Linked DNA regions of Homo sapiens: region 1 is linked to region 2. A link is an interaction called in ENCODE POLR2A ChIA-PET data of the cell type or tissue named here. Cell type or tissue: PC-9. All regions are shown on one strand. Region 1 has its middle 40 kb from the start of BCL2A1. Region 2 overlaps ST20-MTHFS (ST20-MTHFS readthrough).

What was found. Peaks named below come from ENCODE experiments on the same cell type or tissue, not always from the same donor. Only the 100,000 strongest peaks of a DNase experiment are listed, where the experiment ranks them.
Region 1: POLR2A ChIA-PET joins it to region 2 with 5 read pairs; 6 of 35 experiments call an interaction of 5 or more read pairs at or near these places.

What each region holds. Positions count from the first base shown.
Region 1 is chr15:80,008,589-80,013,588 of GRCh38, reverse strand. No RefSeq gene overlaps it. Among named protein-coding and RNA genes, the nearest start is that of BCL2A1, 40 kb to the right of the region's middle. RefSeq lists an enhancer at 3,265-3,324. In PC-9, no CTCF peak of the experiment used is centred here; DNase peaks (open chromatin) are centred at 2,408, 3,168, 3,688 and 4,058; H3K27ac peaks cover 3,695 bases.
Region 2 is chr15:79,908,767-79,913,766 of GRCh38, reverse strand. The region is part of intron 1 of ST20-MTHFS (ST20-MTHFS readthrough); the gene reads left to right. All of the region lies in intron 1 of ST20 (suppressor of tumorigenicity 20), which reads left to right. Among named protein-coding and RNA genes, the nearest start is that of ST20-AS1, 12 kb to the left of the region's middle. In PC-9, no CTCF peak of the experiment used is centred here; no DNase peak of the experiment used is centred here.

The DNA of each region.
Region 1 (5,000 bases), 100 kb before region 2:
CTGGGAGGCGGAGGCGGTGAGCTGAAATTGTGCCATTGCACTCCAGCCTGGACAACAAGAGCGAAACTCTGTCTCAAAAGAAAAAAAAAAAGTTGCTGAGCTCTCTTCCAAAAGTGGCTGTACCATTTTGTATTCCCATTAGTAATGAGTGAGAGCTCCTGATGCTCCATATTCTCGCCAGCATTTGGTGTTGTCTGTGTTTTGGATTGGAGCCATTCTAATAGGTGTGTAGTGGTATCTCGTTGTTTTAATTGGTAATTCCCTTATGACAGATGTGAGCATCTTTTTATATATTTATTTGCCACCTGTATATCTTCTTTGGTGAGGTGAGGTCGAACTCCTGCCCTCAGGTGATCTGCCCATCTCGACCTCCAAAAGTGCTGGGATTACAGGCATGAGCCACCATGCCCAGCCAAGCTTGGCAATTTCTTACACAGCACAACATAGACTTATCATATGATTCGGCAATCATGCTCCTAATTTGCCCAAATGGTTAAAAACTTTGTCCACACAAAAACCTGCACATGAATGTTCGTAGCAGCTTTATTAATAATTGCCAAAACTTGGAAGCAATCAAGATGCCCTTTAATAGATGAATGGATAAATAAACTGTGATACATCTAGAAAAAATGACGTTATTTAGTAATAAAGATAAATGATTTATCAAGCCATAAAAAGATAAGAAGGGATGCTAAATATTACTAAGTGGAAGGAACCAATCTGAAAAGGCCACAGACTGTATCATTCCAACTATATGACATTCTAGAAAGGGAAAACTATGGAGCCAGTAAAGAGGTCAGTGTTTGCCAGGGGTTAGGGAGTAGGGAGGGATGAACAGGCAGAGCACAGAGGATTTTTATGGTAATGAAACTATTCTGTATAATATTATAATGATGGGTGCATGTTATTATACATTTGTCCAGACTCATAGAATGTTCAGCACCAAAAGTGAATTTAGACTTTGGGTGATAATAATGTGTCAATGTAGGTTCATCAAATGTAACAAATGTATCATCCTGGAGTGGGATGTTGTTAGTGGGAAAGGCTGTGAGGATATAAAAACAGGAAGTGAATGGTAAATTCCGTACCTTCTGTTCAATTTCGCTGAGAACCTAAACTACTAAAAAGTAAAGTCTATTTAAGAAAGAGTCAACTGACTCCCTCTCTGGCCTCTAGCTATCTTGTTCCCTGCCACCCCGGGGCATGCAGAACTAATTTTTTTGTTGCTAAACAAATGGGCTGGTTGTTTTTAAAAAGTTATTTTACTGAGGAAAAATTTACATATAATAAAATGCACCCATTTTAAATGTACCATTTAATGTGGGATTTTCTTTTTCAGCTCAATGAGTTTTGACAAGCGTAAACCCCCTGTGTAACCGCCAGCCAGCACAATCAAGATATAGAATATTTCCACCACCTCAAAAAGTTCCCTCATGCCCCTGTGCAGCCGATTCCCATACCCCAGCCCCAGAAAACCACTCATTTGCTTTCTCTGCCATTACAAGATTAGTTTTGCCTATTCAGGAAATTCATGTAAACAGGATTATGTGATAGGGAATTTTTTTGTGTCTGGCTTCTTTTACTTTAACATTATTTTAAAATATTTATTCATGTTGTTGCATGTATTAGTAAGTCATTCTTTTTTATTGTTGATTAGTATTCCACGTACGGATATACCATTTTGTTTATCCATTTTCCTGTTAATGGCATTTGAATGGGCTATTATATTTATAATAGCTTTGGGCTATTATAAATAAACTTGCTATGAAAATTTGACTAGACTTCCTTGGGTAGACATATTTTTCTCTTAAGTAGAATACTGACAGTGGAATTATGTGGTTGTATGATAAGTTTATGTTTAACTTTATAAGAAACTGCCAAACTATTTTCCAATGTGATTGTACCATTTTACACACCCACCAGCAGTGTATGAGAGTTCCAGTTCTTCTATGTCCTCGTCACACTTGGTATTATCAATCTTTTTTATTTTTGCCAGTCTAGAGGGTATTGAGAGGCAGTCTCTCAGTGCGTGTGTGTGTGTGTTTTGTTTTGTTTTTTTTAAGATGGAGTTTCGCTCTTGTTGCCCAGGCTGGAGTGCAATGGCGTGATCTCTGCTCACTGCAGCCTCTGCCTCCTGGGTTCAAGCAATTCTCTTGCCTCAGCCTTCCGAGTAGCTGGGATTACAGGTGCCCGCCACCACGCCTGGCTACCTGTTTTTGCATTTTTAGTAGAGACAGGGTTTCACCATGTTGGCCAGGGTGGTTTCGAACTCCTGGCCTCAAGTGATCCGCCCACCTTGGTCTTCCAAAGTGTCAGCATTACAGGCGTGAGCCACCGTGCCCAGCCTCTCAATGTGGTTTTAATTTACATTTCCATGTTGACTAATGATGTTGAGCTCTGTTCAGTTGCTTGTTAGTCATTTATATATCTGTTGCAAAATGCCTATTTATATCTTTTGCCCATTTTTAGAAGTTGAGTTTAAAAGTTGTCTTTTGTTACTGAGGACAAGAGTTCATTATATATTCTAAACACAAGTTCTTTGTCAGATATACAGATTTTGATTTTTTTCTCACAATCTGTGACTCATCTTGTCGTTTTCTTAACAGTATCCTTTGAATACTTTAAGTTTGATAAAACCAATTTATCTTTTTTTGTTTTATAGTTTATGAGATGGGTTGGCTTTTTTTGTAAAGTAATCAGGCTCTTCTGTCAGGAACTCGAGGGCTACTGTAAGGTAACATGAGAGAATAAGGACTTTTGGTCTACAGTGGTAAAGAAATGTGAGTAAGGAATTTGGAGGATCCTGGGGAGGCAGGAAAAATTAGGTGGAAGGTTCCAAAAGAGTGGAAACAACAATAATATCTAGTATTTATATTTATTGAGTGCTTACTATGTTTCAGGCCTTGTAGGATCTTCGCTTGTATTAACTTATGCAATCTCCACACCACTGTGGAATAGGTGCTATTATTATCCCCGTTTTGCATATAGGGAAACAGAGTGATTAAGTAACCTGCCCAAGATCATGCAACTTGTTAAGTGGCAGAGTCAGGATTCAAACCCATAAAAGTGGCTCCTTGCTTTTAACCATTACACTGGTCAAGTGGGGCTGCTGACTGTTAAGTGTCAGGCAAGTAGGCTGAAAAAAATCAGCAGGAGTATTGTTTGAGTGTCCATTGGCATCCTTCCCAGAGTACCACCCAGGTTTCTGTGCCAATGAGCTGTTCAGTCATCATCTGAGGGGGTGCCAACCTAAACCTCTGGTACTACCAAATGCAAAGCAACCTTGTGTGGCACACAAAAATACAGAACTCATACAAGAAACAGGGTGTGTCTGGCCGGGTGTGGTGGCTCACGCCAGTAGTCCCAGCGCTTTGGGGGGCCCAGGAGGGTGGATCACGAGGTCAGGAGTTCAGGACAAGCCTGGCCAAGATGGTGAAACCCTGTCTCTACTAAAAATACAAAAAATTAGCCAGGCGTGGTGGCAGGTGCCTGTAATCCCAGCTACTCAGGAGGCTGAGGCAGAGAATTGCTTGAACCCGGGAGACAGAGGTTTCAGTGAGCTGACATCGCGCCACTGCACTCCAGCCTGGGTGACAGAGCAAGACTCTGTCTCAAAAAAAAGAAAGAAAGAAAGAAAGAAAGAAACAGGGTGTGTCTGGCAGGGCATGGTGGCTCACGCCTGTAATCTCAGTACTTTGGGAAGCCGAGGCGAGTGAATCATTTGAGGTCAGGAGTTTTGAGACCAGCCTGGCTGACATGGTGAAACCCTGCCTCTACTAAAAATACAAAAATTAGCCAGGTGTGGTGGTGCATGCCTGTAATCCCAGCTCTTTGGGCGGTTGAGGCAGGAGAATTGCTTGAACCTGGGAGGTGGAGGTTGCAGTGAGCTGAAATCATGCCACTGTACTCCAGCCCGGGCAACACAGCGAGACTCCATCTCAAAAAAAAAAAAAAAAAAAGAGGCCAGGCACAGTGGCTCACACCTGTAATCCCAGCACTTTGGGAGGCTGAGGCAGGTGAATCACCAGGTCATCTCAGCACTTTCGGAGGCCAAGGCAGGTGAATCATTTGAGGTCAGGAGTGTGAGACCATCCTGGCCAACATGGTGAAACCTCATCTCTACTAAAAATACCAAAATTAGCTGGATGTGGTGGCGGGTGCCTGTAGTCCCAGCTACTTGGGAGGCTGAGGCAGGAGAATCGCTTGAACCAGGAGGTGGAGGTTGCAGTGAGCCGAGATCACGCCACTGCACCCCAGCCTGGCGACAGAGCCAGACTCTGTCTCAAAAAAAAAAAAAAAAGAAAGAAACAGAGTGTGGAGATCACAGGCCTCTGATTCTGCTTCTTGACTTGCCCCCTAGGAAGGTTCTCATGGGGTTTTATGTCTAACCTCCCACATTGTGAAGTCCATTTCCATGCCTGCTGGGACTCTCCTGCATCCTGGACATGGCACCTCTGTTTGCATCTCCTGTCTCTGGCTCTACCTCCAGCCTTTTAGTACCATTTTGGTCCTTTGGTCCTGTTTGTGCCCAGTTCTGAGGGGCCTTTATAGAAGTTCCCCATCCCACTACTCACTCCTTGTAGGTTGAGGGCTGCAAGGAGCAAGAGAATGTCGGAAGGTCCCATGCTTCCACTTCTGTAGGTTAGGTGGCTAGGTACTGTTAAAGATGTGAAAATATGATACCCAGTGAACATATTTCAAAAAGTCACTTGAAGAGACATATTTTTTTCATGTTATCTTTTAAGCTATGAGAAAAGTTTGTATATTTTGAGATTATTCTTTTTTCAGAATGTCAGGATAGTATTAGCTTCTTCTTCATTGTAGAAAAAATAGCTGTGTCGAAGCATCTGCAGATAAAGGGTTGACAATAACAGAGAGAGACTAGAAAATGGGAAGTGGGACATTTTTATTATTATTTTAGGACAGAGTCTCACTCTGTCACCCAGGCTGGAGTGCAGTGGCGTGATCTCAGCTCACTGCAACCTCCACCTCGCGGTTCA
Region 2 (5,000 bases):
TGTTCACGGTGAATCTTCTAGCTAGGATTCCATGTATTCACTTTTCCTTTCTTAACTTCCAAACATTCTTTTTAATCTAATTTTGAATTTTGCAAGGAATCAGTTTGGTCTGGACTTTCTAGACACTGCTTATTTTTCTCATGAGAAATTCTCATATTTCCTTTTATCCAGACTTTTGATCCTACCAATGTTCACCATAATATTAGTGATAAAATTTCTGTTCCTTTCCATCATTGGGAGTGATATGCCTAAACCCATGTCAAGCTACATCTTGGCTCACTGGATACGTTTATGAAGATGCTTTAAACTCATACTGACTTCTCAAGAATAACCTTTGTTGATAAATGTCCCAATTCAGAGACAGGTAGCTCTGTGGTTTTTAGTCTTTTTTGTCACTTGTGGCTCTTCACTGCTGAGAGTTTATTTATTACATGACTTCTTTGTTCATGTATGCTTTTTGTAGAGGGCCATTGGTAAAATTTGCCTGTAATTTAATCTGATAAGCCTAAGTTAATAAAGCAATTTGTGTACTTATCACCATTTATCTGAGTAGTTTGGCAGTCATTCACTGATTAACATACTAACATCTTGGGAAGTTTTATGTTTTCTAGACTCTTCTGTACCAAGGAGATGTTACTTTAAAGTAATGTGGTTTCTTTGTGTGTGTGTGTTAGACTAATCAGCTGGTTTTTTTTTTTAAGACAGGGTCTTGCTATGTTGCCCAGGCTGGTCTCAAACACCTAGGCTCAAGCAGTCTGCTCACCTTAGCCTCCCAAAGTGTTAGGATTATAGGCATGATCCACCATGTCTGGCCCTCTATTCCCTTGTTTGCAGTGGTTTTCCAGTCATTCTAAAATGGCTTTAATATTTTTTCTTTAATGGAACAAATTCTTGGAGTACCTGTGTGCAGCACAGTGTTGGGAATACTGAGAGACATGATAATGCAAGTTCTTTTTCTTTTTTTTTCGAGACAGAGTCTTGCTGTGTCACCCAGGCTAGAGTGCAGTGGCGCGATCTCGGCTCACTGTAAGCTCTGCCTCCCGGGTTCACACCATTCTCCTGCCTCAGCCTCCCGAGTAGCTGGGGCTACAGGCGCCCGCCACCACACCCGGCTAATTTTTTGTATTTTTAGTAGAGATGGGGTTTCACCATGTTGGCCAGGATGGGCTCGATCTCTTGACCTCGTGATCCACCCGTCTCGGCCGCCCAAAGTGCTGGGATTACAGGCGTGAGCCACCACGCCTGGCCCCAGGTTCTTACTTTCTTAAAAAATAGAATTTAGCCAAGCAAGGCCCCATAGTTGGTAAGTCTATTACAGTCACTATTATGTGCCCATGTTTTATATGCCAAGTGTTGTGTAAGCAGCGGTCTTCAACCTTTTTGGCATCAGGGATTGGTTTTGTGGAAGACAATTTTTCCACGGACTGGGGGTGGCAGATGGGGGTTGATTTCGGGATGATTCAAATGCATTATATTTATTGTGCACTTTATTTCTGTTATTATTACAGTGTAATATATAATGAAATCATTATACAACTCAGCACAATGTAGAATCAGCGAGGGCCCTGAACTTGTTTTCCTGCAACTAGATGGTCCCTTCTGGGGTTGATGGGAGATTGTAACAGATCATCAGGCATTAGATTCCAATAAGGAGTGCCCAACCTAGATCCCTTGTGTGCACAGTTCACAATAGGGCTCATGTTGCTATGAGAATCTAATGCCACCGCTGACCTGAAGAGGTGGAACTCAGGCAGTAATGCAAGCAATAGGGACTCGCTGTAAATACAGATGAAGCTTTGCTTACTTGCCTAGCTACTCACCCTGCTATGTGGCCTGGTTCCTAACAGGCCGCTGACTGGTACTGGTCCATGGCCTGGGGGTTGGGGACACTTGGTGTAAGGCATTTTATTTATTTTTTTCGAGACACAGTCTTGCTCTGTCGCCCAGGCTGGAGTGCAGTGGTGTGATCTCAGCTCACTGCAGCCTCCACCTCCCAAGTTCAAGCGATTCTCCTGCCTCAGCCTCCTGAGTAGCTGGGATTACAGGCACACGCCGCCACGCCTGGCTAATTTTTAGTATTTTAGTAGAGATGGGGTTTCACTGTGTTGCCCAGGCTGGTGTCGAACTCCTGAGCTCAGTCAACCCACCAACCTCAGCCTCCCAAAGTGCTAGGATTACAGGCGTGAGCCATCGCACCCGGCCACACTTTTTTTTTTGTTTAATTGAGGTAGAGACTCGCTCTGTTACCCAGGCTGGAGTGCAGTGGTGGAATCCACAGCTCACTGCAGCTTTGACCTCCCAGGCTTGAGTGATTGTGTTACCTCAGCCTCTTGAGTAGCTAGGACCACAGGTGTGTTACACCACGCCTGGCTAATTTATTTTTTATGTTTTGTAGAGACAAGGTCTCACTATGTTGCCCAGGCTGGTCTTGAACTCCTGGGCTCAAGTGATTCACCTGCTTCAACCTCCCAAAGTGTTGGGATTACAGGCGTGAGCCATTATGCCCAGCTCCTTTACACATGTTAAATCATTTAAAGTGTACAATTTTGTCATACTTACTATTCTTTTTTTATTGTAAAATGTACATAACAAAATTTACCATGATAATCATTTTTAAGTGTACAGTTCAGTGGCATTAAGTACATTCACATTGTTGTGCAGTCATCACCACCATCCATCTCTAGAACTTTCATCTTCCTCGATTGAAACTGTATACCCATTAAAGAACAATTGCCTGTTCCCATGACCCCCAGCCCTTGACAACTACCATTCTACTTTCTGTGTCTATGATTTTGACCACTCTAGGTACCTCATATAAATAGAATCATACAATATTTGTTTTTTTTTGTGTCTGGCTTATTTAGCATTATGTCTTCACAGTACATCCATGTGGTAGAATGTGTCATGTTATCCCCATTTTAGAGTAAAAGAAGCTAAGCCCAAAGTCACATAGCTAATAAAGTGAAGTTGAGATTCACACCAAACCTAAAAGTCATGTCTAATGAAGAACGTTTGACCTTGTTTTATTTAGCCTATTTAGCTTGGGAAGAGAACTTTTTGAATATTTGAAGGACTATAATAAGGATTATTACTTATATAACTCCTCATCATTACACTAATAGGTGTAAATTAGAGGCAGGAAAATTTTGATTTAGTAGAAGGAAGGATTTTCTAATAGAGCTGTTTTTGGATGATATGGACTGCTGGAAAAAATTGTTGGAAATAATCTTCAGAAGACTGCCAAATGTTCCTGTGGCAGGGGATGTTACAAAGAAATAAAAAAGTTGAGTTATCTGAATTCTAAGTGTTCTTTTAATTCTGTTGTGGTCTGTGTGGGAGCATAAGATAGCTTCAAGAGAAAGTGCTAAGCTTAAGTGTGGGAGAGATCTTTAGCAATGGAAGCATCATGGATTTTTTATTTTTAAGTCTGTGGCACATTTCTCTGAATATCCTCAGTAATGGCCAGTTGTTTTCTTCTTGAGGGTAGGTTTGAATTTTGAAAACCATTAGAAGTCCTTATCATGCCTGGTGAATAAAAATGGATTAGCAAGATACTTAGAAGTCCTCAGCAGTCCAATGCCAATTTGCCTTTTTCCTAGATTTACTTGCTTTTCCCAGAACCTTTATGAACATTTATGTCCTTTGGCATTTGATGTTCATCCCTTTTTTCTCTTCCTCTTACCAAAATTTTCCTTATTCTTCAAGCACGATGCAGATTTTCTTTCCTTTGTGAAGTTCTGAACTTTTAACTTGGTTTACTTCCTCTTTAATGTTAACCTATTGAGTGAAGTTCTGAACTTTTAACTTGGTTTACTTCCTCTTTAATGTTAACCTATTGAGTGAAGTTCTGAACTTTTAACTTGGTTTACTTCCTCTTTAATGTTAACCTATTGAGAGGTGAAGCCAGCTGGACTTCCTGCCTCAAGTGGGGACTTGGAGAACTTTTCTGTCTAGCTAGAGGATTGTAAATGCACCAATCAATGCTCTGTGTCTAGCTAAAGGATTGTAAATGCACCAATCAGCACTCTGTAAAAACGCACCAATCAGCACTCTGTAAAATGGACCAATCAGCAGGATGTGGGCGGGGACAAGGGAATAAAAGCTGGCCACCCCAACCATCAGAGGCAATTGGTTCGGGTCTCCTCCCACAGCTGTGGAACCCTTGTTCTTTTGCTCTTCACAATAAATCTTGCTGCTGCTAACTTTTTGGGTCTGTGCCACCTTTAAGAGCTGTAACATTTACCGCAAAGGTCCAAAGCTTCATTGTTGGTCAGCGAGACCAAGAACCCGGTGGAAGGAACCAACTCCGGACACACTATCACTGTTTATATATCCTTTCTTAGAGTATATTTAACACAACCACCTTGTACTTTGGTCTGTGTAGTCTAGATTGTGAGCAATCTAAGCAGGAGGACAGTACCATATTCATGTTTATGTTTCTGAACAGAACCACAGTATAGTAAGACTTCAGTTATACTAATTTAAATGAAATCAATCTATCAGTGATGTTAGGTTAAAATGAGGTGAAACTGTAAACTGAGACCAAATTTCTTACATGACCGTTATGCCAGTTACAGATGAGGAATTTCACACAGATTCTGAATAATGGCAGTATTGAATCTCCTTTCCCATGATGAATTAAAAAAGAAAATACTGTCTAGATCTAGTGTCTGATTTTAAAAGTCAGTTTTAGAATTAACCAAAGTACTGGCATGGCTCTGTTTTGTAGGATTACAGAAGCACTTTGTTTTAAAGTGCTTTGTACTTTTTGTGATTTCCAAGTTTTCTCTCATGAATATGAATTGCTTTTATAATTTAAAAAATCCTACTGATAAAATTTGTCAGTTTCATTACCGCGTGGTCATGTAGGGATCATAATATAACCTGATACATTAAAAGCCATTGATGTTTTCCTTGTTACTTAGTGCTAGTAAGATTATACATCACAGATGGAGAAATTTTGGTTTCAATAAGTTTAGATAATGCATTTTTGATAGAAT